Regions from separate parts of the Homo sapiens genome. Here region 2 is linked to region 1. A link is an interaction called in ENCODE POLR2A ChIA-PET data of the cell type or tissue named here. Cell type or tissue: Panc1. All regions are shown on one strand.

Region 1 (5,000 bases):
CAGAAAGTAATTAACTCAAGATCCACAATTAGCCTCACAGCAGTCCATATTAACTACCTCCAACTATCCTAGGTCTTTCAGAGGTGGCATAATTTTGAGATTATTTTGCACTTGAAACAGAGAGGCTTATAATAACTAGCTTGAAGCACATTTAAGGGTGTGAGGTTTTTCCTTTTTCTTTTTGTGTTAATATCTACCTTGTCTAATGATAATTTTCTGGTTTGTAAGTGGAAAAAAGCAAATATTAGAAGAAAATTCTTTCTCCCTAATACAAAGCTAAGTCTTTCATAAGTCTAAAAGTAGCTGCTTTGCTTTAACTGGAAATTTCATTATTGAATTAGTAACTTGACACAAAAGAATTAACAAAGTGAATCAAATACTCCAGCACAATGAAGTAAATTTAAAGAGGCCCACTCATCACCATTGCTGGCTGGTAAAGTGTAATTGCTGGTGCTGCCTTGTTTACCTTTTTGGTTTGATTTTGTTTTAAAGGAAATGTTCACTTGTATAGCATTCCTGCATAATTCAGATGCTGCACAAAGCTCAACCCTGGGAACCTATTTTGTAGCTCTCTGAATGTTTTTTATGCAACCTGCTTTTACAGGTTTAAATTACATTTTGTGACACTGTTTTTGTGGTTGAATTAGAAACTTTTTTTTTCTTTAGTTAAACCTGTGATAAGTAATTGTCACAGCTAGTGCCTTGGTACAATGCTAATTTGAAGTGACATGTCCATACTGGCCCTCTGTAACATGAAGAAGCCTAACAGGTGTGAGGGGTGTGGCTTCCCATGGGCTCTCTTGAACTTCTAACCGAGAAAAACAGCAGAAAAAGTGAAATGAACCTTGAATAAAGCTGTCAGCAGTAATTATCTCAGCGACACTTTGTGGGGAGATAAAATAAGCACTGATGCTTTTATAACCTGAGCACATTGCATCCAAGATAGATTTTTCACCCATTTAGTATAAACTTCTAAATACCTTTCAAGAGATATTTTCATACAGCCTAATTAAACAATAACAACAATAACAATTAACGTGAAATATAAATTGTTGAAAAACATGCATTTGTTTTTATTTTAACATGGTTTCTTTTTGATATTTAAGTAGTTTTAATAACAGAAAACTTTTTCCATGCTTCTTTTTGTGGTAAGCCATTATGGTGTGAAATCTCAAGTAATGTGTAGAAAATTATGTTCTCTTTTGGGAAAGGATACTTCCACAATTAGAAAAATGCTTGAAAGTTTGGTTTTCAGTTTCTTTGAGAGGTATTCAGTGTATTGAACATATCATCATATGGATCATATATGAAACAGGTAATACATATATTTGAATGAGCTGAATGACCTGCAAGTCATCATATGAACCCCACTGTATTGGAGTACAGTAAGAACCACGGAAGATTTGATCAATGTTTTTTAATCTGTTCTCCAAACACAATCCATTGTCTTTTTCTTTGACAGCTGTCTTTTAAAAGTATACTTTAATTTATTTAGCAAACTAATTCAAATCACTAATGACTATGTTTGCCTGACCTGAGTAGAGTATAGAAAAGTTAAAGTGAGATTTTTGTTTATAAATTTCCTGGCTATAGAAGCTAACTGTGGGGGTGTGGGGGAGTAAACAGGTGAAACGTGGTTTTGCAACATAAGTTGTTCTCTTTATTCTTTTCATGGTCTTAAAATATAGTTATATTTTGGGCAATCTAATGACTTAACTTTTTTTTTTTTTCCATAATTCAACTTCACCATGTTCCTGCATCCCCAAAATTAAAAGCTTGACAAGTCAGCCTGGTTGGTTTATGTTTCAGGTGGAGATGATGTCATTTTTAAAAGCTGGGAATCTTCAGGCGCAGTAGCTCACACCTGTAATCCCAGCACTTTGGGAAGCTAAGGTAGGAGGATTGCTTGAGCCCAGGAGTTCGAGACCAGTGTGGGCAACATAGCAAGACTCTACTAAAAATTTAAAAAAAGTTGGCCAGATGTGGTGGCATGTGCCTGTAGTATCAGCTGCTCAGGAGGCTGAAGTGGAAAAATTGTTGGAGCCTGGGAGGTAAAGGCTGTGGTGAGCTGTGATCAAGCCACTGCACTCCAGCCTGGGTGACAGAGTGAGACCTTGCCTCAAATAAATACTAGAGATGAAGTTAGTTCTGACTCAGTTTTGCTGTCTGTTAGGTCTGTGATCGACCCTGGGTGAAAATATGAGCCTCATTTTTCTTGTCTGTGAAATGGCGGTGTGGCAAGCTATGCCAGGTTCATTCTTACTAAGAGGGAATAACAAGGATTAGGCAGAATAGCATAAAATAGAACTAGCATGATCTATACTTTATTCACAAACCTAAAGCCTGGAAAATTATTGGCTTTATCAAAGCAGAAACTGTTCACCATTGGCTCTATCTCTAGCACTCAGCTGAGGTCTTGACACATTGTGGTTGTTCAGTAACTATTAGTTAAGTGAGTGGATAATGGTATTTTGCACTCTACTTATAGTACTGTCTGTCTGTTCCCCCAGAGTGATTTAGCAACATTCATACAGTCAAGCATAGATAGATATATTGGTTGATAGACAGATTCAGATACACATACTCTTGAATCTTCACAACAATCTTGTAACTTATAAGACTTTACAGAGGTGGAAATTAAGGCACTGAGAAGGTGAGAGAGTTGTCCAGAGTCATACAAGCTCTTAACCAGCAGAGCCAGGATTTCAAACCCTAGAAGAATGGCTTTGGAGTCCAAGTTCATAATTGCTCTGCTTTTATACCTCTGCAACGAAGTATAGTGACATCTACCTACCAAAGAAGTTACCTTACAATGACACATTTTTCCAGATACTTCGTTGTCAGTGATACAAATGATTTGAGAGATAGGGGGAGACATTTTGGGGTAGGACTTCTCCTTCTTCAGTAAGACACTACTTCTTCCCCTCCCCTCCTAGGACAGCAGGTCCCCTCATCCGTTGTACTCATTGAAGCAATGTTGCAGCCTCTCTTAGGATTACCATTTCCCTAGTGAACAGAACAGAAATGTCATACATGGTTATGGCCTGGGCAGACTTCCAAAGATGTAGGATGACAGAGTTTTGATCTCTAGGAATTTGGCTTTCCCCTCCTTTGGGTCCAGTTCCTGACCCACTCATGTAAAACCTTTGTCTATTGAGGTGCAAGGCGGGACTGAACTCCAGAGGCAGGGCTCAGGCACCTGACCAAATTGAGGACTAGCTAAAATAGGGACAGGGCAAAAGCAGCTTTCCATAAGACATGTCCACCATTGTGCCATGTCTGTTTACCATTACCATGGGAACACCCAGAAGTTACTGCCCCTTTCCATGTCAACAACTAAACAACCCAGAAGTTATCCCCCTTTTCCTAGAAATTTCTGCATAACCACCCCTTAATTTGCATGTAATTAAAAGCAGGTATAAATATGACTGCAGAACAGCCTTTGAGCTGCTACTCTGAGCACACTGCCTATGGGGGAGCCCTGCTCCGCAAGGAGCAGTAGCTTTGCTACTGTTGTACACTGCCACTTCAATAAAAGTTGCTGTCTTAACACCTCTGGTCCACCCTTGAATTCTTTTCTGGGCAAAGCCAAGAACCCTTCTGTGCTAAGCCCTAGTTTTGGGACTCGCCTGCCCTGCATCACTGTGACATCCACATTGCCTCTGTCTACTCAGTTCCCACCTGGGATTCTGGGTCTCCCCTTAGGAACTAGCTGAATAAATGAGGTTTATCTGGAAGATTTGTCCGAGTGTCACTGGATATGATTGACTACCAAAAGATACCAAGTGTTTTGGAGACAGAAAAATGTGAAATTGGGGAGGTCATATAGAAGGCTTTCAGAAAGAGATTGAGCTGAGTTTTGAAGAAGTTTTGTCACTTAAATTTTCCTCATATTATGTTCACATGCCTAAGAAATAGACAGATGGAAAAGAATGGTGAGGGAAACCCAGGCAAGAGTAATGGACTGAGCAGAAGCCTAAGAGTAGGCACATGCAAGGCACATTTTTGGATCATTGAGCAAAGAAACCTGTATACAAAAATAGTGGGAGGTAATGGCTGGAAAGGTGGGCAGGGTTATGGCCTTGAACATCAGACTGAAAAAGTTTTCAGGGTGAGAGAAAACATGAGAATCATCTAGTCCAATTTTTTCATCATACAGGTGATAAAACTTAGAGAAGAAAGTCGATCAAGGTCACAGAATGAATAAGAGGCAGATTTAGAGTTTTAACCCAGGTCCTTTGCTCTATATATAGTGTTTTTCCCAAGTATTTACACACCTGGAATCATACCACAGGCTGACTTATGGCAGAAAGGAGTCATACAAGGGCACCATGAAGCCTAAAGATGTAAAAGAACAATTTTTGCTTTGCTTTAATGGTGGCAACAGGAAAAAAAAAGGTGGCTTACAGGCTAGTTAAATGTTTTTAAGCTAAATGTTCTCAGGAGGCTTAACTGGTCCCTCAAAGTCATTGCAGCAGACAGAGATACCTTTTTAGTTTTTCATTTGTTTGTTTGTTTGTTTTTGTTGTTGTTATTTTTGCCTCCAATAGCCTGTTGTTCTTTCTCTCAATTTTGGTTTAGTTCCTCTCGCAGGAATTGAATGGGAAACCTGGAGCAAGTTCCACTTTTGGACATGGCTATGTAATGTATCCTTTCGAAATTCCCAGTCGTAAGCAGGTAATGAGTGATATAAGATATGGGCCCTTAGAAACCCTCACAGCTCAGCCAGGCGCGGTGGCTCACGCCTGTAATACCAGCACTTTGGGAGGCCGAGGTGGGCGGATCACCTGAGGTCAGAAGTCCGAGACCAGCCTGACCAACATGGAGAAACTCCGTCTCTACTAAAATACAAAAAAATTAGCCAGGTGTGGTGGCGCATCCCTATAATCCCAGCTACTCGGGAGGCTGAAGCAGGAGAATCGCTTGAACCTGGGAGGCGGAGGTTGTGGTGAGCTGAGATCGTGCCATTGCACTCCAGCCTGGGCAACAAGAGTGAAACT
Region 2 (5,000 bases), 560 kb before region 1:
GTTTTACTGTTTTCCATGAACAGCATTGTATGAACAATGTTTTATGAAATGCTGTCTTTTTGTCCTGTAGATTGCCATATCTGTTATGTAGTTATCATATTGCCAAGTCTTTTGTTTTTTTCCTCTAAAAAATCCTCAGACTGGCCAGGTGCGATGGCTTACGCCTGTAATCCCAGCACTTTGGGAGGCCGAGGCAGGCAGATCACAAGGTCAGGAGATGGAGACCATCCTGGCTAACATGGTGAAACCCCGTCTCTACTAAAAATACAAAAAATTAGCCGGGCGTGGTGGCACACACCTGTAGTTCCAGCTGCTCGGGAGGCTGAGGCAGGAGAATCACTTGAACCTGGGAGATGGAGGTTGCAGTGAGCCAAGGTTGTGCCACTGCACTCCAGCCTGGGCAACAGAGCAAGACTCCATCTCAAAAAACAAAATCCTCAGACTCTGTGTCAATCTTCCACATTCTGAATATTATAATACTTTGGCTGTTTCTGTAGAAAGAGCACTTGCAAGTGTGTGTCTTGAAATACCCTCTTGTGTTTGTGTGATGTTAGGTTGTTAACTTGAGATCTTTCTAGCTTTCTGATGTGGCCATTTAGAGCTATAAATTTTCCTTGTAACACTGCTTTAGCTACATCCCAGAGGCTCTGGTACATTGTATCTTTGTTCTCACTAGTTTCAAAGAACTTTTTGATTTCTGCCTTAATTTCATTATTTACCCCAAAAGTCATTCAGGATTCTTTTTTTTTTTTTCAGAGACGGAGTTTCACTCTTGTCACTCAGGTGTGATCTTGGCTCACTGCAACCTCCGCTTCCCATATTCAAGTGATTCTCCTGCCTCAGGCTTCTGAATAGCTGGGATTACAGGTGTGTGGCATCATGCCCCACTAATTTTTGTATTATTAGTAGAGATGGGGTTTCACCATGTTGGCCAGGCTGGTCTTGAACTCCTGACCTCGGGCGATCCACCTGCCTCTGCCTCCCAAAGTGTTGGGATTACAGGTGTGAGCCACCGCACCCAGCCAATTGAGTGAATTTCTTAATCTTAAATTCTAATTTGATTGCACTGTGGTCCAAGAGACTGTTTGTTATGATTTCAGTTTGTGTTTGTGTGCTTATGTGAGTTCTGTCTAAGAAGTCAGATAAGCTCTGGAAGCTTCGTTGTATGTGTCTGCATATGACTGTGTATCTGGGTTATACTGGCAGGCAAAATCCTGCTCTTAGATGGGGTGGCTGAAAGATAAAGTTTCCTGAACTCTACTTGCTGTGTATGTACCCCATTCATACTTCAGAGAGGTGGAATCATCTACAACACTGCATTTCTTGTAATTGTGCTGTTGCTGGTATAAAGTCAAGTGCCTTCAATGCTTAAGGCTCAGATATTTTCCTTAAACTGATTTCAGGTCCTGTGAAAGTGTTTTCTACAACCTGTATAACCAGTACTTTCTAAAACTTGTTTATACTTCAATAGTACCTGTGATTAAAAAAATTTTTTTCTTATTTTTGTTATTGCCTTTTCCCACAAGTTCTAATACATAGTGATTTTTAAAGAAATATATACTATTTTGGCCAGGCGCAGTGGCTTACGCCTGTAATCCCAGCACTTTGGGAGGCCGAGGCGGGCAGATCATGAGGTCAGGAGATTGAGACCATCCTGGCTAACATGGTGAAACTCCGTCTCTACTAAAAATACAAAAAATTAGCCAGGCGTGGTGGCGAGTGCCTGTAGTCCCAGCTACTCGGGAGGCTGAAGCAGGAGAATGGCATGAACCTGGGAGGCAGAGCTTGCAGTGAGTGGAGATCGCGCCACTGCACTCCAGCCTGGGTGACAGAGCCAGACTCTGTCTCAAAAAAAAAAAAAAAAAGAAATATATACTATTTTAACTTAGGTATCTTCAAACTTGCATTTGTCTGTGCAAAGCATTGTAAGCTGATACATTTCTCACTCACTCTCTCTCTCTTTTTTTTTTTTTTTACAGGTGTGCACCACCACGGCCAGCTATTTATTTATTTATTTATTTTATTTTTAGTAGAAACAGGATTTCACTATGTTGGCCAGGCTGGTCTTGAACTCCTGGCCTCAAGTGATCTGCCTGCCTCGGCCTCCTGAAGTGCTGGGATTACAGGCATGAGCCACTGCGCCTGGCCCTCGCTTTTATTCTTTTAAAAAATAATTTGCTATTTCAAGTAAAAATAATAATGATGTAGTGTGGCGTTTTAAACAAAAGTAACAGTAAAATGCATGACAACAAAGCACAAAGAATGGTGGGGGGAAATGACATATACTCTTGTAAGATACTTACACAATGTACTATATGCACTAGATACAGTCATGCATTGCTTAACAACAGGGATATGGTTTGAGAAATGTGTCATTAGGTGATTTCATCATTGTGCAAACATCATGGAGTGTACTTACACAAACCTAGATGGTATAACCTACTACATACCTAGGCTATACAGCATATAGCCTATAGCTTCTAAGCTACAAAACTGTATAGCATGTTAATGTACTGCATACTGTACAAAATTGTAACACAATGGTAAATATTGGTGTATCTAAATGTATTTAAACATAGAAAAGGCAATATGTTGTGCTATTATGTTATAATGGGTACAACATCACTAGGCAACAGGAATTTTTCAGCTCCACTGTAATCTTATGGGACCATGGTCATATATGTGGTCCATTGTTGACTGAAAAATTATATGGTGCATTACTGTATACAAAATGTATACAAATATACTATAATAGCATTTTAAGGTAAACTACTATAACTTAAAGACATATCATACAATTATGGTGATATGTCATTCTTTTCAATTCTCTTTCTTAGTTTCCACATCTGCTGTGAGGCCAATCAATATTGAAATAAGAACAGGGCATCATGGATTTTCTTTTGCCTGAAATTCAGCCATTAGATAAATTTACCACCCCTTCTTGCTTGCTAGGACCTAGAAGGGTAAAATTTTTAGATATTGGTTTGATCAATGGTTGGAGGCCTTTAGAGACTGTAAAACTGGAACACTGCTTTCAAGATAGTAGGCTGATCAGGCGTGGTGGCCCATGCCTGTAATCCCAGCTACTTGGGTGGCTGAGGCAGGAGAATCATTTGAACCCAGGAGGAGAAGGTTGTGGTGAGCTGAGATCGTGCCACTGCACTCCAGCCTGGGCAACAAGAGCAAAACTCCATCTCAAAAAAAAAAAAAAAAAAAGATAGTAGACTGATTACATATGACAGTTGCCCTCAATAATATGCTTGAGAAATAATTGAAAAACTACCGAAAAAAAGTAGAAAGTTCTGGTAATGACATAATTGCTTATACTGAATAAATTCTCCTGCAGATAACGATTATGAACTGAAGGGCCACTAAAACAGAGCAGAAGCTGGAGATTTGGCATTTGAAAGAAGGAAACAATAATACATTAGTTAAGATATATGTTTAATAGGCTTTCCCACTTAGGATATTCCCGACTTTCTGTAATACCTGGAGGCTAGATCTGAAAGCAGAAAGCTAGAGTCTTATTGACCTGAGGAATTAGAAAAGGAATTTCAAACTGCCAGAGCGCCTGGAAATTAAGGAAGGGAGAAAATCCTAGAAAGGAGGGAGATGTGGATGTCAGAGCCCCAAATTTGTATATAAATGCCCCTCAAATCCTTGGCTCACTTTTGAACTGTACATGCATGGGTGAAAATCCAAGGGATCTGGAGAAAACAACAGCTGGGAACTGAAAGAGCCAAGCAGACGCTTCAGCTGTTGTCAACCACAGTGGAGACAGACTTTAATCTTTAAAGACTTACTTGACTTGAATAAGAGGAAAAGCTCTAGCTCTGATAAATATGTCTGACTTGAGCTACCACAGTATAGAATTGTGGCTCCTCAACCACTTCGCAGATTTGAGCCGGTTCACAGGCCCAGATCCCTTTGGATAAAGAATGGGTTTTGAAGAAAGACCCTGCCTCTCTGTTTGAAATTTACACTGTAAATCTTTCTCCTAGGCTCTCCACAAAAGCTTTGCAGCCATTTACCAGAGTGACAGTTTATTAGGCTAAGGGAAATAAAAGCTAGATTTTTCTTATGGATTACTAGATAATGGTTGTGGACTGACATAATTCCTGGAGACCTAAAATGTCACAGTGGTCTTCTAGTCAAAACAGAGGCTTATGGAGGTCAGGTTATTAATGGAGTTTTGGTTTGGGTTCATCTCAGTGGGCCCATGGTTATTACTCCAGTTCCAGAATGTGTATTTGAAATAAATGTACTTAGCAAATGGCAAAATCTCCACACAGGTTCCCTGACCCGTGGAATGAGGGTTATTGTGGTAGCAAATGCCAAATGGAAGCCACTAGAATGGTTTTCCCTTTCACAATAGTAAACCAAGAGCAATACCACATAGATTGTAGTGATTAGTGTTGCTTAAGGGATGCAGAGGTGGTGATTTCTGCCACATCTTCTTTCAACTTGCCTATTTGGTCTGTGGAGAAAATAGATCTTAGAAAATGAAAGTAGATTGTTGCAAATGTAATCATGTGGTTCTTCCAACTACAGCCACTGTTTCAGGCATTGATTCATTGCTGGAGCAAAGAAACACATTCTTTTGAATCTGTTATCCAGCTACTCCACTGGCAAATGCTTTTCTCTCTCTTCCTGTTATTATAGACTACAAGTAGTAGTTTTATTTCACCTGGAAGGATCAGCACTGCACCTTCACTGTTCTACCTCAGGGCTGTATTACCTCTCTAACCCTCCGTTATGTTATAATCTGGTCCAAATGGGTCTTGATCCATAGGATATTTTTGAGATCATCCTGACTGGAACTGGTGAGCAAGAATTACCAGCTACTCTAAACAAGTCAATAATATAATGTGTGCCAAAGGGTGGAAATAAATACCAAAAAATTCAAGAGAGTGTTGCCTCAGTAAAATTACTAGGCATCGAGTGGTCTGGAGCATGTTCAGATATCCTTCCAAGGTGAAAGACTAGTTTCTGCATCTGAC

The links. ChIA-PET counts read pairs that join two places held together with the same protein. Peaks named below come from ENCODE experiments on the same cell type or tissue, not always from the same donor. Only the 100,000 strongest peaks of a DNase experiment are listed, where the experiment ranks them.
Region 2: POLR2A ChIA-PET joins it to region 1 with 5 read pairs; 2 of 35 experiments call an interaction of 5 or more read pairs at or near these places.

Annotation. Positions count from the first base shown.
Region 1 is chr1:50,606,524-50,611,523 of GRCh38, reverse strand. The region is part of intron 8 of FAF1 (Fas associated factor 1); the gene reads left to right. Among named protein-coding and RNA genes, the nearest start is that of FAF1-AS1, 170 kb to the right of the region's middle. In Panc1, no CTCF peak of the experiment used is centred here; no DNase peak of the experiment used is centred here.
Region 2 is chr1:51,167,900-51,172,899 of GRCh38, reverse strand. No RefSeq gene overlaps it. Among named protein-coding and RNA genes, the nearest start is that of LINC01562, 65 kb to the left of the region's middle. In Panc1, no CTCF peak of the experiment used is centred here; a DNase peak (open chromatin) is centred at 2,309.